Linked DNA regions of Homo sapiens: region 2 is linked to region 1. A link is a loop called in an ENCODE intact Hi-C map of the cell type or tissue named here. Cell type or tissue: Calu3. All regions are shown on one strand. Links, peaks and the distances in the headings refer to the core of each region. The heading gives the core; the rest is flanking DNA. Region 1 has its middle 49 kb from the start of GCSH. Region 2 holds the start of BCO1 (beta-carotene oxygenase 1).

Region 1 (16,074 bases), core at 5,380-13,379:
ACACAGCTGGCAAGTTTGGAGCAAGGTTCTCTGCATTCTGAGGCCAAAATGAGTGACCCAGATGAGTGGTGTCCAGTCTGACCACCCATCAGTAGCTGGCGGCTTTAGAAAAACAATAGCACTTTAATTCACCTATGGGATTAAGCATTAATATTTTAAGCGTGGCCGCTGTAGGTTGCTCCCGGGAAGCAGGCTCTCAGATGGAGTTGCATATGCAGGGTGTTTATTACAGGGCCCTGGGACCAGCACCTGGGAACAGAGGGAAGGAGGCAGGATGGCAGAAAAGTCAAGCTGTGATGCAGCCCAGCAACAGTGTGGTCCACCACTGGGGAGCTCTGGAGCTGTCCCAAGTTGGGTTGAAATACCCAGGTCTTGATCCCTGTAGGTACTGCATCACTGGATGTCAGCTGCCCCAGAAAAGCCTGTGACCTTGACATAGGTGGCTTTTGCATTCCTACGGGGCTGCCCTTCCTGAAATGAGAAAATGCATATCAAGAGCATCTTAGCATAGCCCCCGCTATGTAGTAAATTCTCAGTGAAGAGCGGCTATTGCTATCCCTACTGTTCTTTTTTTTTTTTTTTTTTTTGAGACAGAGTCTCACTCTGTCACCCAGGCTGGAGTGATGGCACAATCTCGGCTCACCGCAACCTCTGCTTCCTGGGTTTAAGTCATTCTCCTGCCTCGGCCTCTTGAGTAGCTGGTATTACAGGCATACGCCACCATGCCCAGCTAATTTATTTATTTATTTATTTGTATTTTTAGTAGAGATGAGGTTTTACCATGTTGGCCAGGCTGGTTTCAAACTCCTGACCTCAAGTGATCTGCCCACCTTGGCCTCCCAAAGTGCTGCAATTGCAGACGTGAGCCACTACACCCAGCCATCATTGCTGTTCTTGTTGGCTGTATAGCAACAGGGAAAACTGCTGCTCGATCTGACATCACAGGATAGGCAAGATAATTTCAATTCTTCCCCATACCTCAAAGACCTAAATCAGGTTAGAAGATACCCACAAAGTCCTCAGCCCAAGATAGACGGTGATTCTTTGGTTAGAAACGCAAGAGAGGAGGCCAGGCGCGGTGGCTCACGCCTGTAATCCCAGCACTTTGGGAGGCCGAGGTGGGTGGATCACCTGAGGTCAGGAGTTCGACACCAGCCTGACCAACATGGAGAAACCCTGTCTCTACTAAAAATACAAAATTAGCCGGGTGTGGTGGTGCATGCCTGTAATCCCAGCTACTCGGGAGGCTGAGGCAGGAGAATCGCTTGAACCTGGGAGGCGGAAGTTACAGTGAGCCAAGATCACTCCATCGCACTCCAGCCTGGGTGACAGAGCAAGATTCTGTCTAAAATTTAAAAAAAGAAAGAAAGAAACGCAAGAGAGGACCATGTTCTGCGTACCCCAGCCTGCACCTGCCTGAACATGCACACTTTACACAATTTGGCTTTACTTGCTCATGCCTGGACGCTGGCCCTGAGCTTGGTGCCATGTGTACAGGTTAATGGTCTCCGAATGCATCCTTTTGCAGCATCTTTGTGGAAACATGGCAGCTTCCCAGAGTTGGCTCTCTACAGTAGCTGACCTCCTTATGTGACGCGAATTTTAATTAAGGCACCAAGAACAAAGAAAAATATGGTTTCTTTTTCTGAGGAGCTCTTGTTCTTTGGGTTCATGTTTGCAAAACTGTTACCTTGGTGATGTCCAGTGAAGTCTCCTCCCCTGCTCCACCTTATCCTCAAAACTCTGGGTCCCTTCTCCAGGTATGTGAGCCGGGTGCTGGTCTATGACCTGGTGATGGACCGGAAGTGGTATTTCCTGTGCAACTCCTGGCTATCCATCAATGTTGGAGATTGCGTCCTCGATAAGGTGTTTCCTGTGGCCACGGAGCAGGACAGAAAACAATTCAGGTACTTTATTTTTGTTTTCTTTATTTTTAAGATAAGGTCTTGTTCCGCCACCCAGGCTGGAGTGCAGTGGCACGATCACAGCTCACTGCAACCTCTACCCCCCTGGGTCAAGCAATCCTCTCACCTCAGCCTCTTGAGCAGCTGGGACTGCAGGCATGCACCACGATGCCTCACTTTCTTTTTCTTTTTTTTTTTTTTTTTTAAGTAGAGACGAATCTTTGCTATGTTGCCTAGGATGGTCTCGACCTTCTCAAGAGATCCTCCTACCTCAGCCTCCTGAGTAGCTGAAACTGTAGACATACACCACCATGCCCAACTGTTTTTGTAGAGATGGGGTTTCACCATATTGCCCAGACTGGTCTCAAACTCCTGGGCTCAAGGGATCCTCCGTATCAGCCTCCCAAAGTTTTGGGGTTACAGGTGTGAGCCACTGTGCTTGGCCATGCCTGGGATTTTTTTTTTTTTTTTTTTTTTTGAACAGAGTCTCTGTCACCCAGGTTGGAGTATGGTGGCACGATATTGGCTCACTGTGACCTCTGCCTCCTGAGTTCAAGCAATTCTCCTGCTTCAGCCACTCAAGTAGCTGAGATTACAGGTGCATGCCACCATGCCTGGCTAATTTTTGTACTTTTATTAGAGACGGGGTTTCACCACATTGGCCAGGCTGGTCTTGAACTCCTGACCACAAGCAACCCTCTCTCCTTGCCCTGCTAAAGTCGTGGGATTACAGGAATGAGCCACTGCACTCCGTCATGCCTGGGATTTTTAACCACTGTACTCCAATGATCTAACTGTAACAAAACTAATAGTATTTTAGCTATATTATTATATTAAAATTACAGCAAAAATAACAATGCTGACACTGATTGAATATTGACCTATATGCCAGCTACTGCCCCAAATGCTTTACAGAATCATCACTTTTATTCCTTTCAACAATCCAGTGAGGTAGGTTCTGTTATTATTACTTGCCCCAATTTACAGACAAGTCATCTAAGGTACAAAGAACAAAGTAACGTGCCCGAGGTCACACAGCTGGGAAGAGGGCCGTCTGTAATTCTAATCTGACTTCCAGAGCCTTCATTGTTAACTCTAAGTGATGCTGCTAAGATGCTGTGTTTCTTCTATTAAAAAAAAAAAAAAAAATTGGGGGGGGAGCCGGGGACGGTGGCTCATGCCTGTAATACCAGCACTTTGGGAGGCTCAGGCGGGTGGATCAAGGGGTCAAGAAATCGAGACCATCCTGGCCAACATGGTGATACCCCGTCTTTACTAAAAATACAAAAAAAAAAAATAGCTCACACCTGTAGTCCCAGATACTTGGGAGGCTGAGGCAGGAGAATCACTTGAACCCCAGAGGCAGAGGTTGCAGTAAGCCAAGATCATGCCACTGCACTCCTGCCTGGCAAGAGCAAGACTCCATCCGAAAAAAAAATGTGGCTAGGCGCGGTGGCTCACACCTGTAATCCCAGCGCTTTGGGAGGCCAAGGCGGCCAGATCACTTGAGATCAGGAGTGTGAAACCAGCCTGGCCAATGTGGTGAAACCATGTCTCTACTAAAAATACAAAAAATTAGCCAGGCGTGGTTGTGGGCACCTGTAATCCCAGCTACCTGGGAGTTTGAGGCAGGAGAGTTGCTTGAATCTGGGAGGCAGAGGTTGCAGTGAGCCGAGATCGTGCCATTGCACTCCAGCCTGGGTGACAGAGCAAGACACAAGACATTATCTGAAAAAAAAAAAAAAAAAAAGTGTGAACAATCTTAGAAACAAATCTCTGCCGCTCTTCCTGCTTCTCATCCCAAGAACGACCCACAGAGACCAGTTTCCCCCATTCCTGTCTCCCTAAATGCCTGTCCCTCTCTCCCTGCCTGCCTGCAGCCACCTGTTTTTCATGAAGACTTCCGCGGGCTTCCAGGATGGACACATCTGGTATTCGATCTTCAGCCGCTGCGCTCGCAGCAGCTTCACCCGCGTCCAGAGGGTGTCCTGCTGCTTCTCCCTGCTGCTGTGCACCATGCTGACCAGCATCATGTTCTGGGGGGTCCCCAAGGACCCAGCTGAGCAAAAGATGGACTTGGGTAATTCCCAGTGTCATGGAGGTCAGGGTTAGTGGCTGGTGGACCTGAGCCTTCACTGCTCCAGCAATGCCACTGCCATTCCAGAGTCCCCAAGACCGCCCTCCAGTTCAGTGATCCACTAGCAGGACTTACAGAACCCATTGTACTCATAGTTATGGTTTACTGCAGTGAAAGGATACAGCTGGCACGGTGGCTCACGCCTGTAATCCCAGCACTCTGGGAGGCGAAGGCAGGTGGATCACCTGAGGTCAGGAATTTGAGACAAGCCTGGCTAACATGGTGAAAACCCATCTCTACTAAAAATACAAAATTAGCCGGGTGTGGTGGTGCACACCTGTAGTTCCAGCTATTCAGGAGGCTGAGGCAGGAAAATCACTTAAACCCAGGAGGCGGAGATTGCAGTGAGCTGAGATCTCACCATTGCACTCCAGCCTGGGTAAAAAAATGCAAAATTCCATCTCAAAAAAAAAAAAAATAAACAAACAAACCAAAAGAACAAAAAACACAGAAAGGATACAGATTAAAACCAGCAAAGGGAAGAGACACATGGAGCAGGGGCCAGAAGAGACCAGGCACATAGCTTCCAGCATCCTCTCCCAGTGGAGTCGTGGATGGTGCTGACTTCTCCTGAGGATGTGTGACAGTGCACATGGAGTATTGCCAACCAGGGGGACTCACTCCAGCCTTGCAATTCACAATTTTTTTTTTTTTTGAGACAGAGTTTTGCTCTTGTCATCCAAACTGAAATGCAGTGGTATGATCTCGGCTTAATGCAACCTCTGCTTCCCGGATTCAAGCAATTCTCCTGCCTCAGCCTCCCGAGTAGCTGGAATTACAGGCACCCACCACTATGCCCAGCTAATTTTTGTATTTTTAGTAGAGAAGGGGTTTCACCATGTTGGCCAGGCTGGCCTCCAACTCCTGACCTCAGGTAATCCACCCACCTTGACCTTCCAAAGTGCTGGGATTACAGGCATGAGCCACCATGCCCAGCCACTATTCAGAGCTTTTACTGGGGCTCCAACATATAGGCATGGCTGACACCCACTTGGCTGCCCTTCGCCTCCAGCCCCTCTAGAGGTCAAGCTGACATCATATGGTCTAGGCCCCCACCTAAATCTCATCATTAGCACAGACCATCCGGTGTGACCCAAGACCCTAGGGAAACAAAGACATTCTTAGCAGTTGGGAACTTCCAAGGGCTGAGCGGTGACCTCCCAGGCGTTGGGCAGGGTTAACCCTTCACTGCACAGCCAGCTTCCACAAGGGGCAGAAGGGACTGGGCTCCGGGCGGTGGCCTCTCCCTTTGATCCCTTCCTTCCCTTTCCCCAGGTAAAATTGAATTCACCTGGCAGGAGGTGATGATTGGCCTGGAGAGCTCCATCCTCATGTTCCCCATCAACCTCCTGATTGTTCAGATCTTTCAGAACACCCGTCCCCGGGTCGCGAAGGAGCAGAACACTGGAAAATGGGACCGGGGGTCCCCCAACCTGACTCCCTCCCCACAGCCCATGGAGGACGGCCTTCTGACACCTGAGGCAGTGACCAAGGCAGGTCCTCAACCTCAGCTAGCCTGGGGGGTGCTGTAGCCTCAGCAGAAGTGGGGGTGAGGCCTGGGGCTTGAGACCCAGCAGCCCTGTGTTGCCTGGCAACGTGAGGTGCCAAAATTCATCAACTGAAGACACACATACACATGCAACATGCATGCACCCATGCATCTGTACACACATGCACACACAAACACACAGGTGCACATATGCATACATGCACACACATACACAGAGAGACACACAGACATGTACATACACATGCACATGTGCACACACGCATACACCCACATACTTTTTGAGTATCTACTGTGTGCAAAGAATTATGCCTTCATGGTAGACTCCCAGGCTGGAAGCCCATGGACGAGACTCCCCGCTCTGCGTTGATGCATTCAGTAAGCTTTCATTGAGCACCTACTGTGTGCCACGCTTTGAGGAGTACAGCCTGGAATGAGTTCAAACCCTAGAAGAGGGATTCAAGAGCTGACAAATGGAAGCTCAGGGAGGTCACTATCACATCTCAGTGGGCAGAGCAGGGGTCCCTACACAGGTTGCCAGGCCCAGGGCGTGTGCTCTTGACCCCTGTGCTGCACCCCTCACCTTGGCTTATGGCCCCTTTCCCCACCAGGATGTGTCAAGAATCGTCAGCTCCCTCTTCAAAGCTCTCAAGGTGCCATCCCCCGCCTTGGGCTGGGACTCAGTGAACTTGATGGACATCAACAGTCTCCTCGCCTTGGTGGAAGATGTCATTTATCCACAGAACACATCAGGGCAGGTGTTCTGGGAGGAAGCCAAAAAGAGAGAGGACCCTGTAACACTCACTTTGGGGTCATCAGAAATGAAAGGTAAGCCCTGGACATGTCTGTGCCAAGAGAAGCCGCATTTTGGGGCCGGGTGGAGACACAGCAAAGGGGTACATCAGCATCACTAGGGGAACAAGAGGTCTCCCTCACCAGCCTCTGCTTGAACCACCGGCCATCCCCTCCCTCTGTATACCTCAGGCACCTACTGTCCCTACAATGCCAAGCTGCCTTCCCACTAACAGCCTTCACACAGGCTGGTCCTTTAGTCTAGAATGTTCTTTCTCCTCTCTTCGCCAGGCCAATACCTACTGAAATTTTAGTTTTGGCTTAAGCATTCCTTCTTCAGGGGAGCAACCCAAGCCTCTAACCTACACTAGGGCCTCTGACCACGCGCTCTTTAGCTCCCTAAGTTTTTTTTTTTTTTTTTTTTTTTTTTGAGATGGAGTCTCGCTGTGTCGCCCAGGCTGGAGTGCAATGGCACAATGTCAGCTCACTGCAAGCTCTGCCTCCCAGGTTCATGCCATTCTCCTGCCTCAGCCTCCCGAATAGCTGGGACTACAGGCACCTGCCACCACGCCCGGCTAATTTTTTGTATTTTTAGTAGAGACGGGGTTTCACCGTGTTAGCCAGGATGGTCTCAATCTCCTGACCTCGTGATCCATCTGCCTTGGCCTCCCAAAGTGCTGGGATTACAGGCGTGAGCCACTGTGCCCGGCCAACTCCCTAAGCTTCTTGCATTCAACCTGTTTGTGGCCAACTAATGAATCAGGTGAAAATTGTTTAAAGCTTGCGCCATCCTTCCTGGAATGTAAACTCCGTGAGGTGGGAGCCGTCCATCTGTCTTTTGTCTCATCTCCACTAGGAAGAACCATGTCTGGGTCCTGGCTCTGCCACTAGCCGGCTGTGTGACCGTGGACAGGTGACCTCCATTCTCAATGCCTCGGTGCCTTCTTCTGTAGAGTGCTGGGGTGCAAAGCTGAACTCGATCCGTGCCTGAATATGTGGGGCAGGAAGCAAGATCACAGTCAGGGCAGCAAAAACCATTAAGGAACATGGAATTGCAGACTGGAAAAGTTATTCCTTTCTCTATTCGTTTTCAATCCTCCTAATTAAGCAAATGGCTGGGAGCACTGGCTCACGCCTCTAATCCCAGCACTTTAAGAGGCTGAGGCGGGAGGATTGCTTGAGGCCAGGAGTTCGAGACCGGCGTTGGCAACATAGGGAGACCCTGTCTGTACAAAGAGTTTAAAACTTAACCAGGTGTTAGCCAAGCACGGTGGCTCATGCCTGTATTCCCAGCACTTTGGGAGACCAAGGTGGGCAGATCACTTGAGGTCAGGAGTTCGAGACCAGCCTGACCAACATGGTGAAACCTCATCTCTACTAAAAATACAAAAATTAGCTGGGCGTGGTGGTGCACATCTGTAATCCCAGTTACTTGGGAGGCTGAGGCAGGAGAATCACTTGAACCCGGGAGGTGGAGGTTGCAGTGAGCCAAGATCACACCACTGCACTCCAGCCTGGGCAACAGAGCAAGACTCCTTCTCAATGGGCACCTGTAGTCCCAGCTATTTGGAAGGCTGAGGTGGGAGGATCCCTTGAGTCTTTTTTTTGAGTTTGAGGTTACAGCAAACTGGTTTGAGGTTACAGGTGCCACTGCACCCCAGCTTGGGTGACAGAGCAAGACCCTAGCTCTAAAAAAAAGGGAGAAAGTCTCAGTTTGGTGCGACTATGTCTTTAATGCCTCTCTAACACTCCTTAATCTGTTTGACAGAGATAAAAGATCTCAAATTCAGAGGTTTTTCCAACAATATCCAGCTAGAACCCAGTAACATTGTTTTCTTTTCATTAAACAAATGTATATATGGCATATTATTCCGGTTTCAACTAGTCTCCTGGTTCCCTTCATGCCCCTTTCCTGTCCATCTTCCCATTTAGAGCGGTGCCATCCAATAGAACTTTCTACAGTGACAGAAATGTTCTGTGGAACATGGTGGATAGTTATGTGGGTTTAGAATGCTACCATTTTTAATACACAAGGGTGGCCACTATCTAAACCTTGTTTAGAACACGAAAGTATGGTTTATAGAATAAGCAATTTGAATTCATAATTCTTGGCCCCACCCCTGATAGAGTTACTTGCCCCTGTAGTCCCAGCTACTCAAGAGGCTGAGGCAGAGAATCGCTTAAACCTGGGAGGTGTAGTCAGCAGTGAGCTGAGATCACATCACTGCACCCCAGCCTGGGTGACAGAGCAAGACTCCATCTCAAAAAAAAAGAAAAAAAAAAGAATTTGCCCCAGAGAGCTGGGTTTGGGCTGCTTATGGAGGTCATCCCTGCTTCCACTAGATCCTTGACTTTGAGTTTGGGAGTTTTAGCATTCACAGCTGGACACACTGGACCTTAAGAACATGAACTCTGGAGTCGGCCAGAACCTTGGGATCTCCCAGCTGCAGTAGCAGCGGTGCAACTTTAAACAAGTTGCTCAACCTCTCTGAGACTTCATTTCTTCCCTTAGAAAATAGAGGTGTTGGCTGGGCGTGGTGGCTCACGCTTGTAATCCCAACACTTTGGGAGGCCGAGGTGGGCAGATCACCTGGGGTCAGGAGTTCAAGACCAGCCTGGTCAACATGACAAAACCCCATCTCTACTAAAAATAAAAAAATTAGCTGCATGTGGTGGCACACGCCTGTAGTCCTAGCTACTCGGGAGGCTGAGGCAGGAGAATCACTTGAACCTGGGAGGTGAGGCAAGAGAATCACTTGAACCTGGGAGGTGGAGGTTGCAGTGATCTGAGATTGCACCACTGCACTCCAACCTGGGTGACAGAGCAAGACTCCTGTCTCAAAAAAAAAAAAAAAAAAAGGGGGTGTGTTAAAAATTAGCTGGGCGTGGTGGCACATACCTGTAATTCTAGCTACTTGAGAGGCTGAGATAGGAGGACTGCCTGAGCCTGGGAGGCAGAGGTTGCGGTGAGCCAAGGTTGCACCACTGCATTCCAGCCTGGTTGACAGGGTGAGACCGTGTCTCAAAGTAAAAAAAATATAAAATAGGGGTATTGATCCACCTAGCTCGTTGGCTTATTGTGAGGGCTGAATAAGATTGTAAGACATGTAAAGTATTTAGATCCCAGCCTGACACAAAGCAGGTATACAGTAAGTGGTGTTATGATTGGCAGTGATGTTATCTTTCAGAAACATTAGCAGAAGCCCTGCAAAATAAAGTGTTGACTTGGAATCTTCAGCTGAGGCTTCAGTGAGGGAGCCCAGTCAGGAGGGTGAGGGAGGAGGCTGTGAGTCAGAGGAAGGTAGGAGTTGACCTCACCATAGCCATTTACCCAACACCCTAACCTTATCTGAGTCAGGGCTGGAGATGCATATACCTGGCTGTAACCAAAATGCAGATATAGTTGCTTGCCATTTGCAGAGTCCAGTTAATCAGAGTGAGATCTGGTATTTAAAAAGTGACTCTTGACCGGGAGCGGTGGCTCACGCCTGTAATCCCAGCACTTTGGGAGTCCAAGGCGGGCGGATCACGAGGTCAGGCGATCGAGACCATCCTGACTAACACGGTGAATCCCCGTCTCTACTAAAAATACAAAAAATTACCCCGGTGTGGTGGCGGGTGCCTGTAGACCCAGCTACTAGGGAGGCTGTGCCAGGAGAATGGCGTGAACCTGGGAGGCGGAGGTTGCAGTGAGCCGAGATCGCACCACTGCACTCCAGCCTGGGCGACAGAGTGAGACTCTGTCTCAAAAAAAAAAAAAAAGTGACTTTTTTATCTGGGCATGGTGGCATGTGCCTGTAGCCCCAGCTACTTGGGAAGCTGAGGTGGGAAGATCACTTGAGCCCGGGAGGCAGAAGTTGCAGTGAGCCAAGATCACGCCACTGCACTCCAGCCTGTGGGACAGAGTTAGACCCTGTCTCAAAAAGAGATAGAGGTCGGTGGGTGGAGAGAGAAAGAGAAGTAACTTTTTATTCCAAAGCTAGCTTAGGGGAAGAAGTACAGGCTTCCTGACTTAAGGATATCACTACACCTCTGAGGCAGAAAGCAGGGATTTTAAAAGGAGACTTGGCATGAATGGCGGGGAGGAGAGGAAGCAAGCCAGTGGGGGTCGGCGTAACGCACTTCAGTGAATTAGAATTATCTACCAGGAGGTCCAGCTTGCACCTTCCTGGGCAGGGCTAGCCTGTACAAGTGGCTGAAACTCTCAACATGAGAGACAGTTTCGTCGGAGGCGTTCTTTGGGTTGCAGATGGACTGCTGTCTCTCAAGGCAACCTCCAGGTGGGATAGTGCTCTGCCTTGGAGATGCTAAGCACAGTTAGAAAAGCTTGTCCTGTAGGTGAAGGGAAGATACAAGATTATAACTGCATTTCTTCTTTTTTTTTTTTTTTTTTGAGACGGAGTCTCGCTGCGTCATTTTGATCATTTTGACGCTGTGTCGCTGTGTGGCTTCATCTCATCATTTGCTCTAATTTTATATGTTTGAGATGTTTCATAATTTTTAAAAAAGCTAAAAACACAAGATTAAGGATTACACTGTATTGGCCGGGCGTGCTGGCTCATGCCTGTGATCCCAGCACTTTGGGAGACTGAGGCTGGCCGATCCCCTGAGGTCAGGAGTTCAAGACCAGCCTGGCCAACATGGTAAAAATCCGTCTCTACTAAAAATACAAAAAAAAAAAATTAGCTGGGCATGGTGGCGGGTGCCTGTAATCCCGGTTACTCAGGAGGCTGAGGCAGGAGAATCACTGGAACCTGGGAGGCGGAGGTTGCAGTGAGCTGAGATTGCGCCACTGCACTCCAGCCTGGGCGACAAGAGCAAAACTCCGTCTCAACAACAACAACAAAAAAAACAAAAAAACAAAGGGACAGGATTACACTATATTTGGCACTAGACAAAAAAGGGTTCAAATTCAAGTCTTACCATATTAAAGTATTTGCTTTAAAATACTCTGGGCCCAGGGGGTGGGGGAGTCGGGGGGTGAGGGCGGGCACTGTGGCTCACGCCTGTAATCCCAGCACTTTGGGAGGCCGGGGCGGGCGGATCACCTGAGGTCAGGAGTTTAGAACCAACCTGGCCAACATGGTGAAACCCCATCTCTCTACTAAAAATACAAAAACTAGCTGGGCGTGGTGGCGTGCGCCTGTAGTCCCAGCTACTCAGGAGGCTGAGGCAAGAGAACTGCTTCTAGAACCCAGGAAGTGGAGGTTGCAGTGAGCTGAGATAACACCACTGCACTCCAGCTGGGGAGACAGAGTGAGACTTCACTGCAAAAAAAAAAAAAAAAAAAGCTCCAGGAGAAGAAAAGAGATGAGACAAGACTGGCCAAATGTTGGTCATTGTTGTAGCTGGAGTGATGAGTATGGGATTCTCCTCTGTTCTCTTGATGTGTAGGGAAATTTGAAGAATGACTCTGATAAAAATCTAAAAGAGAAACATCGAATCCTAACTGGCTGTGTGACCCTAAAACCTTACTCCGTCTCTTTGAACCTCAGATTTCTCAGGGCTTGGCACATAGCAAGCATTTCATACTCAGAAGCTGGTACTATTACTGTTGTGTTTTGTGGGGGGAGGTTTGTTTGTTTTGTTTGGAGACAGGATCTGGCTTTGTTGCCCTGGCTGGAGTGAAGTGGCGCCATCATAGCTCACTGCAGCCTCGCCCTCCTGGGCTCCAGCGATCCTCCTGCCTCAGTCTCCCGAGTAGCTGGGACCACCTGCGCATGCCGCCCCACCTGGCTGTTGTTTGTATTGCAGCTGGTTTGCTCTGTGACTCAGCACAAGCTGATCGCTTTCTTCTTTGTCCTCCAGAGAAATCACAGTGTCCCAAGCCCAAGGCGGCACGGAGTGGCCCCTGGAAGGACAGCGCCTACAGGCAGTGTCTGTACCTTCAGCTGGAACACGTGGAGCAAGAGCTGCGGCTGGTGGGGCCCCGAGGCTTCTCCCAGCCCCACAGCCATGCCCAGGCCCTCAGGCAGCTGCAGACCCTGAAGGGCGGCCTGGGGGTACAGCCGGGCACCTGGGCCCCTGCACATGCCAGGTAATCCACTTCCCTGGGGGCTGAGTGGGTGCCTGCCTGCCCCAGCCTGGGGCCGTCTGGAAAGGGCATTCTGAACAATCTTGGAAGGATGTCCACCCAGACCTTGCCAGGCAGAAACAATGCAGGATTCCTGCACACATTCAGGGAGGCCGGGTTTGAACAGGTCTGTTTGCTGGAAGGCACTCAGGGCCCTTTGTACCGCATGCTACAGTCACAACGGTGTTCCTGTGGGCTGTTTCCCATCTGTGCACTTCACTCTTGGACCGGCTCCTCAACTTCTCAGGCTTAGTTTCCTGATCTTTAAAATGGGAATGATGACGCCTATCTCTTGATTCAAACTTAAAACAAAATGCATTTTTTAAGATAACCAGTGAACTTTGAATACAGACAGGTTACTAGGTGACATTTAAAAATTACTGTTAATTTAGCTGTGTGAAAACAGCATCGTAATTCAGTAAGAAAATTGCCTTTTTTTTTTTTTTTGAGACAGAGTCTTGCTCTGTCACCCAGGATGGAATGCAATGGCGTGATCTCGGCTCACTGCAACCTCTGCCTCCTGGGTTCAAGTGAGTCTCCTGCCTCAGCCTCCCCGAATAGCTGAGATTACAGGTGCCCACCACCACGCCCAGCTAAATTTTGTATTTGTGGTAGAGATGGGCTTTCACCACGTTGGCCAGGCTGGTCTCGAACTCCTGACCTCAAGTGATCCACCTGCCTCAGCCTCCCAAAGTGCTGGGATTACAGGCGTGAGCCACCACGCCTGGCAAAAATGGCCACTTTTGAGATGCATTCTGAAGTGACTAGGAATTATTTTGTATTATGTCTGGAATTTATGTTGAAATTTTCCAGCCAAAAACAAAAACAAAACAGGGCTGAGGGGCAGATGAAATAAGTGTGACAAGGGGTGATAGTGGTTGCCAGCTAATAAACACCTGGGTATTCACTGTGCTCACTAATTTTTGTATGATGAGAATTTTCTTTCTTTTTTTTGAGACAGAGTCTTGCTCTTGTTGCCCAGGCTGGAGCGCAATGGCACGATCTCGGCTCACTGCAACCTCCACCTCCCGGGTTCAACCAATTCTCCTGCCTCAGCCTCCCGAGTAGCTGGGATTACAGGTGCCCGCCACCACGCCCGGCTAATTTTTGTATTTTTAGTAAAGACGGGGTTTCGCCATGTTGGCCAGGCTGGTCTCGAAATCCTGACCTTGTGGTCCGCCCTCCTTGGCCTCCCAAAGTACTGGGATTACAAGCATGAACCACTGCACCCGGGGGGAGAAAACTTAAAACAAGATTCTATGGTATCTGCCTTCTAGGCTTGCCCTGAGCAATAACAGAGCAAATCTGTGTGTAGCATTTAGTGCGGGGACTTGCCCCTACTAAGCACTGAGTAAATGTAACTGCTTTTACTCCACAGACTATGGCATAGACCTTTGAGATAGGTATAGATTACAGAGAAGGAAACAGAGGATCTGAGAGGTCCAGGAGCTTGGCCAAGGTCATGCTGATCAGAGTAGAGTGGGGTTTGACCTTGAGATTGCCTGGGGGTGTGGCCACCCTAACTATGTCTGTCCACCTCCTTTGCAGCGCTCTTCAGGTGAGCAAACCCCCTCAAGGCCTGCCCTGGTGGTGCATCCTGGTGGGCTGGCTCCTGGTAGCGGCCACCAGTGGCGTGGCGGCCTTCTTCACCATGCTCTACGGCCTGCACTACGGGAGGGCCAGCTCCCTCAGGTGGCTCATCTCCATGGCTGTCTCCTTCGTGGAGAGCATGTTCGTCACCCAGCCCCTGAAGGTCAGGACCCTGCCTCAGGCACCCGCCCTCCTCCCCTCCACCCATCCCTTCCCTACTGCCAGCAGTCTAGTCCCTGGGCTTTTATTCCTTTATTTATATATTCAACAAATGAACCTGGAGCACCCCCTCTGGGCAGGCCCAAGGCAGGAAAAATAGCCCTATCATATTACCCGAGGTTACCCTTGCCCTAGGGTATACATATATATGTATAAATAATACCCTATTTCCTCAATGTTAACATCCATTTGATCTTGAGACAAGACAACAATTTATGTAGCTAGTTATTCATTTTTTTTTTTTTTCTGAGTCTGCTTGCAAGGGAAAAGACAGCAATTTAAAGGAATTTTCCCTTTGGAAAAAACACCAAGTCATTATATGTGTGCCTGAGTTAGAAGCTACACTCCTATTTCTGAGATGTAAAATTACGCAAAAGAACTTGTTAGAGTTGAAGAAATTCTGGCTCGGCATGGTGGCTCAATGCCAGTAATCCTAGTATTTTGGGAGGTTGAGGTGGTAGGATCGCTTGAGTCCAGGAGTTTGAGGCTGCAGTGAGTTGTGATTGCGCCACTGAACTCCAGCCTGGGCGACAGAGCAAGACCCTGCCTCAAAAAAAAAAAAAAAAAAAAAATCCTTGGTCAGGCAGCTCCCATGAGACCAGCTCCTGGTGATCTGTTAGCCTGGGATGGTGGAAAGAAAAAAAGAAAGAAAGAAAGAAATCCTAAATCCAGGTGTAGAGCAGAGGAGGCAAGGGGCACAGTTTCCCTTGGAAGGAGTCGGGCAGTGGGCAATCCCTGGGGAACCCCTAAGGGGAAGAGATACTGGATTGGGGTGTAGGGGAAGCCACCGAAAGGAGGAGATATTTAAAGCAAATCTTGGTTGGGCGCGGTGGCTCACGCCTGTAATCCCAGTACTTTGGGAGGCTGAGGTATGTGGATCACTTGAGGTCAGGAGTTCAAGACCAGCCTAACCAACATGGAGAAACCCTGTCTCTACTAAAAATACAAAGTTAGCCAGGTGTGGTGGTGCATGCCTGTAATCGCAGCTAATCCCAGCTACTCAGGAGGCTGACGCAGGAGAATCACTTGAACCCGGGAGGCAGAGGTTGCAGTGAGCCGAGATTGCGCCATTGCACTCCAGCCTGGGCAATAAGAGCAAAACTCCATCTCAAAAAAAAAAAAAAAGAGAAAAAGATTACAAAATTAGTCGAGCGTGGTGGTGGGTGCCCATAATCCCAGCTACTAGGGAGGCTAAGGCAGGAGAATCACTTAAACCCAGAAGGCGGAGGTTGCAGTGAGCCTAGATCATGCCATTGCATTCCAGCTGGGGCAATAGAGCAAGACTCCATCTCAAAAAAAACAAAGCTCATCTTTACACCTATGGGACTTTGCCAAATCCCCTCTCGTCCCCCATTCTTCCCTGAACAGCCTTTACCATAAGACTCAAAAAGCATCCGACACCTCCCTTCAACACTAGGCTCGCAGGATACTAAGAACAGGGCTGCGTCTTGAGCCTTTCTGTTCCCCAAGTGAACCACAGGATCCTCCTGTGTTTGTGTGGAGCAGGCGCAGAGATCACGTGGCTGAGGCCTTGCAGCTGAGACCCTGCACCTGAGCGCATTACTTAATACTGGAGGAAAGGGAAGGAGCAGGGTGGGGCAGGATCCCTGTGCTGAAAGCCCTGGGGGAGAGCAATTCTCCTTGCGGAGAGATCAGAGACCCCTCAGACAGGTGAGCGGTAGTAGGTGGGAAGGCTCAGGGGAGTTCTAGGACTGGCCAGTCCCCCATCTGGTCTGCGAGCCAAGGCCTTGCGGTCCAGCTTCATGACCACCTCCCATCTCTGCAGAAGGGAGCTGCATTCCCCCAAAACACAGGGCCCTCCCCAACATACAAACGTGGCCCCAAGCCCCAC
Region 2 (16,074 bases), core at 1,496-9,495, 94 kb before region 1:
TGCAGAAAATGCTGTTGGTGCCTCCACCCAAGTCCTCTCAGCGTTCGTCCCTTCCTACAGGCTGCTTTCTGCAAATGCCTGCAGCTCCCTGCCTGAGTGCTTGGTTCTGACTGCGGGTGGGGCAGGCTTTGCCTACATGCAGGAAGAGCAGGAAGCACCTCGGATAGGTAATGCCCCTGGAAGCTGCTCTCACCCAGTGATGGATGCAGAATTGGGGGACAAATCCCGCCGTTGCCTTGCCCTCAGTTGGGATCACGAGAGGCATGTTTTACGTCATACCCAGAGGATTTAGCTCCAATGGCCTCAGCAGCCAATGGCTCGACAATGCCCCATTTATTGGTTTCCTTCTCTCTGTTTCCCTGAGTTCCTCCTGATGTTTCTTGGGATCACGTGCCAAATAAACCACTTAGCCTTGAATTCTTGCCTCTGGAGGAACCCAAAACAAGAAGACCAAAACCAGGAGGCTGGGCATGCCGAGGCATACCTGAATCCCAGCACTTTGGGAGGTGAGGCAGGCAGATCGCTTGAGGTCAGGAGCTGGAGACAAGCCTGGCCAACATGGTGAAACCCCGCCTCCACCAAAAATACAAAAATTAGCCAGGTGTGATGACGGGTGCCTGTAATCCCAACCACTCTGGAGGCTGAGACAGGAGAATTGCTTAAACCCGGAAGGGGGAGGTTGCAGTGAGCTGAGATCACGCCACTGCACTCCAGCCTGGGTGACAGAGCAAGACTCCGTCTCATAAATGAATGAATGAATGAATGAATGAATGATCAAGACCAGGAGACGGGCAAGCTGTTTAGTAAGACTGGACCGTCATTTTCAAGCAAGAAAACTGTAAGCAATGAAACTGCAGAAATAACGGGGGCCAGGGGACAAAGGTCAACAGGATCACACTAAGGGTCCTGATCTAATCCTCAGAAGAATGGGGCACCTTTGATGGTTATAATAGGGAAGGACAGGACCAGATATTTTCTGCAATTTAAAAAAATTTGAGATAAAACTCATCATTTTAAAATGTACAGTTCAGGGGGTTCTAGTGTATTCACAATGTTGCGCAACCATCACCTAATTCCAGAACATTTCATCACTCCAAAAAGCCATCTCCCTTATGCATTAGCTGTCACTCCCCCTTCTCCCCTTACCCCAGCCCCTGGCAGGCACCCATCTTCTTTCCTATGGATTTGCCTGTTCTGGATTCCATATAGATCAGTGGTCCCCAAACTTTTTGGCACCAGGGACTGGTTTTGTGGAAGATAATTTTTCCATGGATGGTGGGGTTGAGGGGTCGATTCTTATAAGGAGCGCACAACCTAGATCCCTCCTATGTGCAGTTCACGACAGGGTTCACGCTCACAGTAGGGTTTGCACTCATATGAGAATCTAATGCCACCGATCTGAGAGGAGGCAGAACTCGGGCCGTAATGCTGTGCGGCCCGGTTCCTAACAGGCTACAGACTGGTACTGGTCCACGGCTCGAGGGTCGGGGACCCCTGTTATAAATGGAATAGGAACTTGGAGCTTCGAAGGTTGTCTCCACCCATGGTGTGGATTGTGGACTGGGAAATTCCCTGAGAGAGGCAGGAAGACCAGAGAGAGGACCCGGGGATTCCACAGGGATGGAGAGAAATGGATGAACAAAGATAGATGGAACACACAGAACTGATGGGCCTCTATTTGACTAAATACAGGGGGATGTGCAGTGGAGCACTGAAAAATGACAGCCGAGGCCAGCGCGGTGGCTCAGGCCTGTTATCCTAGCACTAGGGGAGGCCAAGGCGGATGGATCACTCGAGGTCAGAAGTTTGAGACTAGCCTGGCCAATATGGTGAAACCCCGTCACTACTGAAAATACAAAAATTAGCTGGGTGTGGTGGTGGGTGCCTGTAATCCCAGCTACTGGGGAGGCTGAGGCAGGAGAATCGATTGAACCTAGGAGGAGGAGATTGCAGTGAGCCGAAGATTGCGCCATTGCACTCTTGCCTGGGCGACAGAGTGAAACTCCGCCTCAAAAAAAAAAAAAAAAAAAAAAAAAGACAGCCAAGTCTCTTGCCTTGGGCACCTACATAATCGTGGCGCCAGGCACAGGCACCCAGGGCACAGGAGAGGGGGCAGGCTTGAGAAAGAGCAGGGAGAGAGGCATCTGAGAATATAATTAAAGCCCTAGATAGGACAAGAACACTTACATGCATTCATACACCAGCCACTGTGTTCTAGGTGGATTAAACCACTTAATCGTTGCAGCAACCCTATGTGGGAGGTGCCAGGCTACATTCATCAAACAGAAAAGAACACTGAGGCAGGAAATGCTTAAGTTGCCAAAGAGGTCTCAGAACACACGTGTGTCGGCACAGCCAGTTACAAAGCCAAAACCTTTGCATGTGCTCCCTGCATGGACGTGTCAACCCAGGCACAGTTTTTAGTTAGCTGTTTGCCCATGGATGTCACCAACTGATTAGGCTCAACCCAGGCCTGGACGGAGAGTCAGGAGGCCTGTTCTCTGCAGGCTGCCTGGCCTTGGCAAGTCACTGCCCCTCTGCCTCAGTTTCCCATCTGTCAATAGGGAGGCTTGATGTAGAGGAATGGTTCTTACCTTTGGAATCGCCTGAGGGCTTGTGAACACACAGCTTGCTGAGCTCCACCCCCCAAGTGTCTGACCCCGTGGGTCTGGGTAGGGCCCAAGGATGTTTATTTCTACCCAGCACCCAGGTGATGCTTATGCTGCAGGTCCGGGGCCACCCCTTTGAGAACCGCTGCTGATCTTTGGGGCTCACTCAGCCTCTCGTGTTCTAGAATTCATGTTTTCTAACATTTCCAAGGATTTCATGCAGTCATTAAACATGAGGTGTAAAGGGTACAAAATATTCCAGGGCACGAAAAGGTAGGTATCATAGGTGCCTTTTTGTTTTCTTTTGGAGACAGAGTCTCACTCTGTTGCCCAGGCTGGAGTACAGTGGTGCGATCTTGGCTCACTACAACCTCTGCCTCCTGGGTTCAAGTGATTCTCATGCCCAGTCTCCTGAGGAGCTGGGCTTATAGATATGCACCACCATGCCTGGCTAATTTTTGTATTTTTATTTAAAATAAAATTTCAGGCCGGGCATGGTGGTTCACGCCTATAATCCCAGCACTCTGGGAGGCCAACACGGGCGGATCAACTGAGGTTGGGAGTTTGCGACCAGCCTGACCAACATGGAGATACCCTGTTTCAGCTAAAAATACAAAATTAGCCGGGTGTGGTGGTGCATGCCTGTCATTCCAGCTATTTGGGAGGCTGAGGCAGAAGAATCGCTTGAACCCAGGAGGCAGAGGTTGTGGTGAGCCGAGATCGCGCCATTACACTCCAGCCTGGGCAACAAGAGTGAAACTCCTTCTCAAAAAAAAAAAAAAATTAAAATTAAATGCATTGAAAGTAATGGCAAAAACCGCGATTATTTTTGCACCAACCAAATAATAAAGACAGTGTTTCACCATACCAGGTTGGCCAGGCTGGGGTGCCTGGTTTTTTTTTATTTATTTATTTTTGAGACAGGGTCTCACTCTTGCCAAGGCCAGAGTGCAGTGGCACGATCTCAGCTCACTGCAACCTCTGCCTCCGGGGTTCAAGCAATTCTACTACCTCATCCTCCTGAGTAGCTGGGACTACAGGTGCATGCCACCACCCCTGGCTAATTTGTGTATTTTTAGTAGAGAGGGATTTCGCCATGTTAGCCAGGCTGGTCTCAAACTCCTGGCTTCAAGTGATCCACCCTCTTTGGCCTCCGAAAGTGCTGGGACCACAGGCGTGAGCCACCGCACCTGGCCGTGGGGTGTCTTTTTAAAAAATAAAATATGTACAGATGAACAGTCAAATTGAGAAAAAAAATAAAAATGTAATAGTATACATTTGCTTTTTGAAAAACTGTTTACAAATATAGTAATCTATCAATTGATCTACCTATGTTTTAAAAAGTTAAAGGAAATAGACCCAAATATTAATAGTGGTTAAGAGATTTCAAAATACAGCTGATTTTATTTCCTTCCATGTTCTCATTTGCACTCCTAATTAATTTATATATAATTTAATATACATACAGCTATATATATATACAGATTGATAGCTATAGATTGTGCCTTACCTTTGTAACCAGGAAAATATATACATAAAAGCTATTTTTTTTTTGTTTCAAAAGACTCCCAAGGCAATTGCTCAGTTGAAAAGCTTCAATCTGATGTTCTCACGAAAATCACTCACAGTTGTCCTCTCCTTATGAACAATTCCAGTCCATCTAGCAGATGAAAATGCCTGCAGGCCTGAGCTGACTCAGCTGTTCTTAAAACTGAGCGAGCACCACTCTGGGGACCCGGGAGTCCAGAACCAGGAACTGCCCTTTAGAGTCGAAATGGTACCAGGAAAGTGGCAACTCAAAAGAGGAGGAAAAAGAGATATAAAAGATTAAGCGAAACACAGAGCCTCTAAAGGATAGAAGGTCCTACTCCTATAGGCTCTGCAGGAGCTCACACCTGTGAGTTCCTGAGAGAAAATCACATCAGACTCTGCAATCCCCTGCAAGTGTGCGTGGTGGATGTGCATGCGTGGGAGCTCATGCACGCCCCTCTAAGCATTTTGAAACTAATTTAGAATGCATACATTTGCACAAATACATCATGCATCTGAGACAGGCAGCAGTTTGCAGATTAATCCCATTGTCTATGTACCCACTGGGGCATTCCAATGCTTTTTTCCTGGGAACAGTGAGACTGACTCTCCTCCCTTTGCAAACGGAGTTATAATGTGTAAAAGAATACCTAGATTTTCACAGAAAATGTGTCCCCTCTCTGTACTGTTTTCCAGACTTTCCAAAAGTAATTTACAATTAGTATTACTTATATCATCAGGAAAAAATAGTGTCCATCTAAACACAAGGAAGAAGCCAGGTGCAGTGGCTCACCCCTGTAATCCTAGCACTTTCGGAGGCCGAGGTGGGTGGATCACTTGAGGCTAGGAGTTCGAGACCAGCCTGGCCAACATGCTGAAACCCCGTCTCTACTAAAAACACACAGATTAGCCGGGCTTGGTGGTGGGTGCCTGTAATCTCAGCTACTCGGGAGGCTGTGGTGGGAGGATCGTTTGAACCCAGGAGGCAGAGGTTGCAGTGGGCCGAGATCAAGCCACTGGACTCCAGCCCGGGCGACAGAGCGAGACTCCGCCTCAAAAAAAAAAAAAATAATAAAATAAATAGAAGAAAGAGCCCAGTGTTTATCAGAATGCTCACCTGTCACTTTGGCCCTCACAGGCTCCAGCTGTTCTTTCCTATTCCTGCCAAATATTATATCCATTGCTCAGGGTGCCGAGGGAGATCGATTTTAACAGCAAACAGGTGCTCCTCTGTGTTCACAGGAGATGCTGCTCCCTCCTCCTGCGTTTCCTTCCTGCTCTCCTGCTCCTTCCCTCCTTCACATCTCTGTCTCTCCTGATGCCGTTTCTGCCTTTGCTTTTTCCTTTTTGGCTGGCTCTCACTTGTCCCTCTCCAAGAGCCCTGGATCTCTTTACATTCACAAGGGAAGCTGCGCTGGCGTTACTTATAAGATGTTTGGTTAAAGGTTAATTTCCAAGCCATGTGTCATAGCTAATCTTTAATCCTCTTATTGTTCCCTCAGCTTTCCCTCTCCAGTTTCACTTTTGACTTAACCAAAAAAAAAAAAAAGCTTGCTTCAGACTAGGTTCTAAATAAGCAGAGAGAATTCCGTGCCTGCTGTTATGTTGCCCGACGTAATCCAAGAGCTGGAGTTGTTTATGATCAGAACAAGAAGAGATGCTGGGAATCAGAGGTGCTGGGAATTAGGAGAAACTTGAGCTAAGCTCTGTGATCACTGAATGTCTGCTGCACAGCAGGGAACCCCTTCAGCAGAGACGGGAAAGGTTTTACATTTTGTTTTGTTTTTAGTAAAGGCCCCGATGCTCCCCTCTAATAATCATACATAAAGAGCCACTTAATTCATTATTTTCTTTTTGGAAGAAGGAGACATAAAATGTTTCATGTACCTATTTAAAAAATAACGAACGGGAACCAAAGGCTTTTCTCAGAAACTATAAAGAATAGTAAAAAAGACGGGCCAGGAGTGGTGGCTCATGCCTGTAATCCCAGAACTTTGGGAGGCCATGGTTGGCGGGTCACTTGAGGTCAGGAGTTCGAGACCAGCCTGGCCAACACGGCGAAATCCTGTCTCTACTAAAAATACAAAAATTATCCAGGCGTGGTGGAAGACGCCTGCAATCCCAGATGCTAAGGAGGCTGAGGCAGGAAAATCGCTTGAACCTGTGAGGCAGACATTGCAGTAAGCTGAGATGGCACCACTGCACTCCAGCCTCGGCCACAGAGTGAGACTCTGTCTCAAAAAATAAATAAGTAAACAGAATAGTTAAAAAGAAACTTCAACTTCCTGGCCTATCAAGAGGGCAAAACAATGCCTGAATTTGATCTGAGCTTCCCTATTATTCGTGTATCTTCGTGTGTTGCCATTGCCTGAAATTCGTATTCAACTTGCTATATGCACTGATTGAAGTTAATGAACTCATCTTAACGTATTTTGCTTAAAGAAAGAACCAGTCATTTGCTCTGTGGGTAGAGTAAGAAAAGGCAGTGGCACTGGCCTTTATGCAACCCAGCTGAGAATAATGATGGTCCGGTCTGGGCTGAGAGCACATGCCAGCACCTTGGGCCGTTCATTCCTGACAGCTGTGTGGTCTGGCTGTGCTTCCGCCCTGGCACACATTGGAATCACCTGATTGGCAGTACTAAATGTATCAGTGCTGGGCCTCACTCCAGACCCACTGACGCAGAATCTCTGAAGGTGGATCTCAGCCATCAGTTTTTTTTTTTTATGTTGGCCGGGTGTAGTGGCTCACACCTGTAATCCTAGCACTTTCGGAGGCCAAGGCGGGAGGATCACTTGAGCCCAGGAATTAAGACCAGCCTAGGCAACATATTGAGGCTCCGTCTCTACCAAAAAAAATTAGCTGGGCATGGTGGTGCGTGCCTGTAGTCCCAACTACTTGGGAGGCTGAGGTGGGAGGATCACTTGAGTCTGGGAGGTTGAGGCTGCAGTGAACTGTGATAGCAGCACTGGACTCCAGCCTGGGCAACAAAGCAAGCCCTTATCTCAAAAATAAAACATACGGAGGCAGAGGCGGGCGGATCACGAGGTCAGGAGATCAAGACCATCCTGGCTAACACCGTGAAACCCCGTCTCTACTAAAAATACAAAAAATTAGCCGGGCGTGGTGGCAGGTGCCTGTAGTCCCAGCTACTCGGGAGCCTGAGGCAGGAGAATGGCGTGAACCCAGGAGGCAGAGCTTGCAGTGAGCCGAGATCGCGCCACTGCACTCTAGCCTGGGCGACAGAGCAAGACTCCGTCTCAAAATAATAATAATAATTAAAAAAATAATAAAAAGTACCTACATGTGTGCAGCAGGAGTTGAGAAGACCTGACCCAGAGGAAAGATGCTACATGCCTGAGTTGAAACTAAATTTAAATTATAGCTGATTGGCTAGGCATGGTGGCTCATGCTTATAATCCCATCACTTTGGGAGGCCAAGGCAGGCAGATCACCTGAGGTCAGGAGTTCAAGACCTACCTGGCCAACATGGTGAAACCTCGTTTCTACTAAAAATACAATACAAAAATTAGCTGGGCATGGTGATGGGCACCTGTAATCCCAGCTACTCAAGAGGCTGAGGCAGGAGAATCACTTGAAACCAGGAGGTGGAGGTTGCAGTGAGCCAAGATGGTGCCACTGTACTCCAGCGTGGGTGACAGAGTGAGACTCCAACTCAGAAAAAAAAAAATTGCAGCTCATCCTTTTATATTTTTTGAGATGGAGTCTCGTTCTGTCACCCAGGCTGGAGTGCAGTGGCGTGATCTTGGCTCACTGCAGTCTCTGCCTTCCGGGTTCAAGCGATTCTTCTGCCTTATCCTCCCAAGCAGCTGGGATTACAGGTGCCTGCCACCATCCCCAGCTAATTTTTGTATTTTTAGTAGAGATGGGGTTTCACCATATTGGCCGGGCTGCTCTGAAACCCCTGACCTCAAGTGATCCACCCGCCTTGGCCTCCCAAAGTGCTGGGGTTAGAGGCGTGAGCCATCGCGCCTGGCCAGCTCGTCCATTTTCTGTGTGTCTGGGCCATTCTACCCTCTTTGAGCCTCCTTTTTTTCAACTATAAAGTGAGGCATAACGATATTAGCACCTCAAGCCTATTGTATAGGGTCTAGCAAAAGCACCTGGTCTCAGACAGTTACCAAACAATGCCTTTACCTTTTCCTCCCATTCTCTTAGAGGGCATTTCCCTATGAACCACCTTTCCAGTAAGACCTCCAATAACTTGCCAGTTTATCCCGCTGTGTGGTCTAAACACGTGTATCCATGTCAGAGTTCTTTATTCCTAGCTTGTGGAAGCTGCGTTCTTGTGAGGATTACATGGGAATGTCTGGCATACTCTAAGGGCTCTGGGAAAAAAACGACACCACCACGGTGCAAGAAAGAGCTCAGGGCTTAGAGGTCAGAAGACCTGGGTTTGGACCTCAGCTCTGAGATTCAGCAACCCTGCAGCTTTTGTCACGTGACTTCTCTGAACCTCACTTCACTCGGCAAAATGGGGGTGGCAGTATCTGTGTCACAGGGCTTGTTGGAAGGGTTACAACAAAACCATATGAGTGAAGACATGCCAGGTGCGGTGGCTCAAGCCTGTAATCCCAGCACTTTGGGAGGCCGAGGCGGGCAGATCACTTGAGGTCAGGAGTTCGAGACCAGCCTGGCAAATATGGTAAAACCCCGTCTCTACTAAAAATACAAAAATTAGCCTGGTATAGTGGTGTGCACCTGTAATCCCAGCTTCTTGGGAGGCTGAGGCAGGAGAATTGCTTGAACCTGGCAGGTGAAGGTTGCAGTGAGCTGAGATTCTACCACTGCACTCCAGCCTGGGCAACAGAGCAAGAATCTGTCTCAAAAAAAAAATAATAATTTATATATATATATATATATATATTTATATATATATATATATATATATATATATATATATATATATATGAGTCAAAACATGACTGTGATCTCCCTTCTTGTCAATCTTTGCATATTCAGAAAAGCAACTGAGCAGTTTACCTGCACTGGCTCACCCTGGCCTTACACAGTCCTATGAGATGTGTGTTCCTACCACCATTCTCAAGGTCAGAGAGTACAGGGAAGATAACTTGCTTGCCCTCGGTCTCAAAGTGAGGAGCAGCTCAAATTAGGAGGCACAGCCAGGCAGCCCGACTTCAAAGTACTTACTCTGACAATTCTACACAGCTCCAACGCACGATGGGTGTCTGCTGGATTTTTACTGAATGAAGTAATGGGTGGATGGGCCCTGAGAGGACCAGTCTTGGGTCTTGGGTTGGTGTCACTGCATTCTTATATCAGAGAAAGGGCAAGCTCTCTTATCCAGGTTCCAACTGCACCCAAGGGACAGTTAGATAGTAAGATAAAGGTTTTTGAAAATACAAATGGAGTCCGGGCACGGTGGCTCACACCTGTAATCCCAGCACTTTGGGAGGATGAGGCTGAGGCTGATGGAACACTTGAGGTCAGAAGTCTGAGACCAGCCTGGGCAACACAGCGAGACCTTGCCTCTATGAAAAATAGAAAAATTAGCTGGCAGTGGTGGTGGTGGCAAACACCTGTGGTCCCAGCTACTTGGGAGGCTGAAGTGGGAGGATCGCCTGAGCTCAGGGAGTTTGAGGCTGCAGTGAGCCATGTTTGCACCACTTCACTTCAGCCTGGACGACAGAGACCCTATCTCAAAACAAACAAACACACACCACATACAAAAATACCCCCACAAAAAAAACTAATGGTGGTAATAAATTAAGCCTAACAATAGATATCTGTGTAAGTTTGCTAGGGCTGCCATAGCAAATGCCACAGACTGGGTGGCTTAAACAACAGAATTTTTTTTTCTCACAGTTCTAGGGGCTAGGAGTCTGAGATCAAGGTATCAGGTTTTGGCTGGGCATGGTGGCTCATGCCTGTAATCCCAGCACTTTGGGAGGCCTCGATGAGCGGATTGCCCCAGGTCAGGAGTTCAAGACCAGCCTGGCCAACATCGTGAAACCCCGTCTTTACTAAACATACAAAATTAGCCAGGCATCGTGGCACATGCCAGTAATCTCAGCTACTGGGGAGGCTGAGGCAGGAGAATTGCTTGAAGTGGCAAGGCAGAGGTTGCAGTGAGCTGAGATCCCACCACTCCAGCCAGGTGTGTTTGACACTGCAGTGAGCTATGATTGCACCCCTGCACTCCAGCCTGGGCAACAGAGTAAGACTCCGTCTCAAAAAAGCGAAACCAAACAAACAAAAAACCAAACAAACAAACAAACAAAAAAAACAAGGTATCAGGTTGTTTGGGAGATGAAGGTAGCAGGTGTGATTTCTTGCTGTGTCTTCATATCATCTTTCTCTGTGCGCACATCCTTGGTGTCTCTTGGTGTGTCTGAATTTCCTCTTCTTTCATTTTTAAATTTTATTTATTTATTTAAGAGACATGGTCTCACTCTGTTGCCCAGACTGGAGTGCAGTGGTGCAATCATAGCTCACTACAGTCTCAAACACCTGGGCTCAAGCCATCCTCCTGCCTCAGCCTCCTGAGTAGCTAGGACTGCAGGCACAAGCTGCTGTGCCCAATCAAATTTCCTCTTCTTGTAATGAGACCAATTATATTGGATCAGGGGCCAACCTAATGGACTCATTTTAATTTAATCACCTTTTTAACGACCCTATCTCCAAATACAGTCACATTCTGCCGTATGGGGTGTTAGGGCTTCAACGTATGAATTTTACAGAACACAATTCAGCCCGTAACAATATCATTAAGTCACAATGTGTAAGGGAAGACACTTTTGCTGCAGGTAGCAGAACATCTGCTGAAACTCCAAAGATGTGCATTTATTGCAGACATCAAGCCATCGAGAGGTGGCATGCTGGTTGACGCGGAAGCTCGCCTAGCAAGGGCTTCCACACTTCTAGCCTCAGAAGGTTGTCTTCTCACTGTTGGCTTGTTCAGTTCTGGTTATGAATGATTGCCGTTGCCTGGGAAATCATGGCCTCACATAGAGATGTGGAAAAGCAGGAAGATAAGGCAGGGACAGAAGAGGAGTTTTCTTTGTAGACCTCTCATTTTATGCTGGAGGGAAATCTTTCCCAGAATCCTCTGAGCAGATTTTCTCTTGTGCCTCATTGGCTGAATAGAACTGTGTCACATGACCACCCCTAACCAATCCTCAACAAAGAGGAACAGGAGCGCTTTAATTTCCTCAGACAAACTTTAATTTAATTTCCTCCCAGTCACCCCTGGAGTGGCATCATTGCCACCTGGATCTTGTCAGAATTCCATTATCAAGGAAAAAGGAGGGAATGGCCTAGGATAGGCAACTGACAGTGTCCGCTGCAGGCAGTGCATTCAACACCTTTTTTTTTTTTTTTTGAGACAGGGTCTCACTCTGTCACCCAGGCTGGAGTGCAATGGTGCAGTCTCAGCTCACTGCAGCCTCAACCTCCTATGTTCAAGTGATCCTCCCACCTCAGCCTCTTGAATAGCTGGGACAATAGGCCTGTGCCACCACTCTAGGCTAATTTTTTTGTATTTTGTGGAAATGGTGTTTTGCCATATTGCCCAGGCAATTGGGCAAGTGGTCCCAAACTCCTGAGCTCAAGCGATCCACCTGCCTTGGCCTCCCAAAGTGTTGAGATTACAGGCATGAGCCACCGACCCTGGCCCATTCAACACATATTGATTGAGCACCTACTATGTGCTGGAAATGTAGCAGTGAACAAAACAAATCTGTGCCTTTTTGGACCTGACACCTACTACACGCCAAACTCTGAGGGAATAGAGGTGATTAATGACACCCAGTCTCTGCCTTTTTTGGCCCTCATGATGTTCTTTTTGTTTGGAGGCTGAGGCTGGACATATATTTCCCAAAGGGGAAGGTGTCTCACAGTGGTTTGCAGAACTGCCTTCATGTTGAAAACCCATCGACATGAAGCAGCAGCTGCTCTTCCCCTCAAAAGCTCTGGCATTGCTCTGAACCCATGGAGGCCTGACCCCTGTGTTCTGTTGTTTTCACTAATGTGGGGAGAATGGGATGAGGGGTTGGTTCCAGTAGAAGCTGTCTCCTGGCCTGCTCTCCTCCAGCCTCTGATCTGAATGCTTGCACGTGCTGGTTACTGGGCTAAGTGTTCTAGCAGCAGTCTTTCTTTTAATCCCTCCACATCCTTGCAAGGATGTCAGTAGCAATCTTAATTTTATAGTCTCAGCGATGTGGAGTAACTTGAGGTAGGTCAACAGCCGATCAGTACATGTTCTTCCCCACAAAACTGTAATGCTTCCCACCTTTCAGAGCTGCTGGCTGGGGAAGAGCTAGGAGAGCAAAGGTGAGTGTTTCACAGACAATTTGTATAATGCATTCACTGCCTTAAAACGGGACTGAAAACTGGCCAGTGCATAAGAGAACAGGGGCAATGGCAATGTAGAGAGAAATGGCACATCTTATGTAAGAGTTTTGGTTATTTATTGCTGTGTAACATCCCACTCCAAAATGTAGTGGCTTAAAACAACAATCATCCATACGCTTTCTAAGTTCTGCAGGTTGCGTGGGCTCAGCTGGGCAGTTCTTCTGCTTTCATTGCTCAGCTTTCCTTACATGGTTGCTGGAATTGACTAGGATGACTAGGATGTTAGAGGGGCTGGGCCTTGGCCTCGCTTTCTCTCTGTGAGATCTTACCAGCACAGTAGCCAAACTTCTTATAATACATAGCATCAAATGTCTCCCAAAGGTGAGTGACACGAGAGAGAGGAAGCAGAAGTTGCCAATACCTTTTAAGGCTACACCAGAATTGAGATAGTTTAGCTTCCACTGCCTTCTATTGGTTAGAACCAATCACAGGGCCAGCAAAAATTCCGTGAGGAGGGACCATTCAAGGTTGTGACTATAGGGTCTGGGCTATATGGTCCCTTTGGGGCCATCTTTGGAAACTAGCTACCCCGACAGACTCATTTGCATTTGTGTTTCAGTTCTTCCGCTTACAAACTAAATGTCTGAACCACGTACTTAAGTCTCAGACCCTCAGTTTCCTGATCTCTGAAATGGAAATTATAACATCTGCCTCATTGACTGGCTACAAAGTTTAAATTAAACAGTGTAAAACTGTGTATGTCACAGTGCTTAAAATACAGTAGGCACTCAGAGCATTCTTTCCCCCTTTCTTTTCTTGGGAAAGACAGAAAAACTGAAACGGCCAGCCAATATAATAATCAAACATACTAATTTTGAGTTACTTGCATGCAGTTGAAAAATAGACACCAATACACAGGAACGTTGGGATTTAAGTCTCTTTTAGCCTGGCTGTGAAGCCATATACATACACAGTAAGTAATAATTAGTTGCCTAGAATAGCTGCTCTACAAGAGGCACAGATAGGAACTATCATAGGGGTTCTGAGGAAGGAAAGCTTGGTGATGCTGTGGAGGATTAGGAAAGAAGGCTTCCTGGAGGAGGGGGTGCACAGCTGAGCCCTTGAGAGTGGGAAGTATTTGGATGGGGAAGGAGGAGGGGGTGAACTCTCCAGGCAGGAGGACTATTGGCCATTTATTGAGAGCTTTATATATGCCAGACCCTCTTCTAACCCTTTTACACATACGAGTCCATGTCCTCCTCACAATAATCCTGAGTTTAGGTGGTTTTGCCCCATTTTAAAGATAAGGAAAGTGAGGCACAGAGAAGCTAAGAAACTTGCTCAGTATCCCAGAGCTGGGCTTGGCTCTAGAATCTGTACTTGCAGCCATGTTCATCTCCACTACCTGGGGCTGGTAAGTGGATTAAGGATTGCACTGTGCAGCTTTTATAAGAATATGGCCTTTATACTGCAGGCAATAGCATCCTAGGAGAAGATGTTCAGTGAAGCTATTCATGTGACAGCTTAGCTGTGCTGTTCAACACAGTAGCCGCTAAGCACACTCGGCTATTTACATTTAAATATACGTTAATTGCAACGAAGTTAAATGAAAAAGTGAGCTCCTCATTCACAGTAGCCACATTTCAAGGGCTCTGTGGCCCTGTGTGGTTGGTGGCTGTTATACTGGACAGTACAGTCACAGAACATTTCCATGATCACAGAAAGTTCTATTGACAGTGCTGAGTTAGCAGAACTGCTAAGATGGCATTTATAGGCGACCAAGGGAGGCCAAGGCAGTTATGGCTGGATGGAAAGCCAGTTGAGAGGGTGCAATGTCAGGGAAGTCCGTGGCTGACAATGGTAAAAATGTAAATTAGTCCATGTATCCATTCATTCATCGGTTCCATAAATATAGAACACAGCATGCTTGGCAACAGAGGAAGGTATGGGACATCGTACAAGGCTGGAGGAGCGCAGTGGAGAGCGGACATCACAGAAAGACTAATGTTTGCTCCAAGACCTGAAGGATTGCTAGGCATTGGCCATGTGGAGAAGACAAGAAGAGCGTTCCTACTAGCAGGACCTGCTTGTGCCCAGATTCAATATATTACATGGGGTGGCCGCTACACAAATTGCTCTGGATTGTGGGAGGGAGAGGTGTGCGTTGTGTAGGGCTGTGGCGGGAGAAAAGCAAGAAAGGTGAGCAAAAGAGAGAGGAACGGAGGGAACAGGAAAATTTCCAACAGATTGTGGGAGTGGAGGTGCGAGTTGCTGAGAGGAAACCAGGAAGAAAATTAGAGCATAGAGGGAGAAAGTCTGCATTGCACACAGGCCTTGGGAAGAAACACAGAGCAAGGAGGTCTGCATTGCATGAAGGCCTTTACCAGGCCCCTCCTGGCATTGGTGTCGGGTTGGAGATCTCCTGGATTCCTCACAAGGCACACATGTTTGCACAAGTTGACAGTGCTGCTTCTGTAGCAATCCAGAGATAGCAGAATTGGGTTTGCACTGGGAGGGTGGAAGGCTGGGAGTAGAATCACACACACTCAGCCCTTGGGAGGCTCTAAGATACTCTCAGAGGAAGTAGAATGCCTTCACCTCCTCCTTTTGCGGAGAGCAAAAACGTGAACTTCGGGGCTGGAGAAGGAAGGGAGTTCACATAGAGTGTGCCCCCTTCTCTGCATTTTGCACCCATCGAATCTTCTAATCCTTGCACAGGCACTGTTTGGCAGGAACTATTATTATCCCCATCTTATGGACAAAGCAGCAGAAACTTGGTAAGGTCAGAGATCATACAATATGTGATGGAGGTGGGAGATTTGACCATGGGATCCTTTTCCTTGAATGATTTTGGGAAGGGGCAGGGAAGAGGTGTCGCTCCTTCCCTGAGGCCACTTGTCCCACAGGACGGGTGGAGCCTATAGAACAGTCATGAGGTTAAGAAATAAAAGCGAGTTCAAAAAGTTTTCATGCTATTAAAAACACAACAGCCTTATTTTGTAATTCTATATCTCTGATTACAAAATGATTAGCTAAGATTAGTTAATATTAACCTTTTGGAGATAATATTATCATATTTAAATTACTTTGCAATTTTCCAATTAAGTTTGCTTCTAAATGGTGCCTCTAATTAGCCAGAGCGATAAGTTGACCAGATAACAAAGAGATCTTTGAAATCTTAGATAGCAGAGTCCATAGTGACAGCCGAAGTCCCCTCAAAGGTGGCACCTGCTGTCCCCGCAAAGGGAGAACAGCACGGGTAACCAGACAGCGTCCTTGGGGCTTCTGGAGGAAAAACTTCACTGGGGGCAGTGGCTCACGCCTGTAATCCCAGCACTTTGGGAGGGCGAGACAGGCAGATCACCTGAGGTCAGGAGTTCAAGACCAGCCTGGAGAACATGGTGAAACCCTGTAGCTACTAAAAATACAAAAATTAGCTGGGCATGGTGGCGGGCCCCTGTAATCCCAGCTACTTGGGAGGCTGAGGCAGGATAATTGCTTGAACCCAGGAGGCAGAGGTTGCAGTGAGCCAAGATCTTGCCATTGCACTCCAGCCTGGGCGACAGGAGCAAAACTCCATCTCAAAACAAACAAACAAACA

The links. Hi-C counts contacts between places; a loop is a spot of excess contacts. Peaks named below come from ENCODE experiments on the same cell type or tissue, not always from the same donor. Only the 100,000 strongest peaks of a DNase experiment are listed, where the experiment ranks them.
Region 2: it touches region 1 in a loop (10-fold over the local background); 2 of 110 quality-filtered maps call a loop at or near these places.

The regions. Positions count from the first base shown.
Region 1 is chr16:81,137,600-81,153,673 of GRCh38, reverse strand. It overlaps the pseudogene PKD1L2. Among named protein-coding and RNA genes, the nearest start is that of GCSH, 49 kb to the right of the region's middle. RefSeq lists enhancers at 13,936-14,230, 15,511-16,074. In Calu3, for the core only: a CTCF peak has its summit at 12,113; DNase peaks (open chromatin) are centred at 9,303, 9,623 and 12,083.
Region 2 is chr16:81,228,155-81,244,228 of GRCh38, reverse strand. BCO1 (beta-carotene oxygenase 1) reads right to left here and starts at 5,540. Exons shown (of 11, transcript NM_017429.3): 1 at 5,257-5,540. The coding sequence starts at 5,320. In Calu3, for the core only: no CTCF peak of the experiment used is centred there; a DNase peak (open chromatin) is centred at 5,508.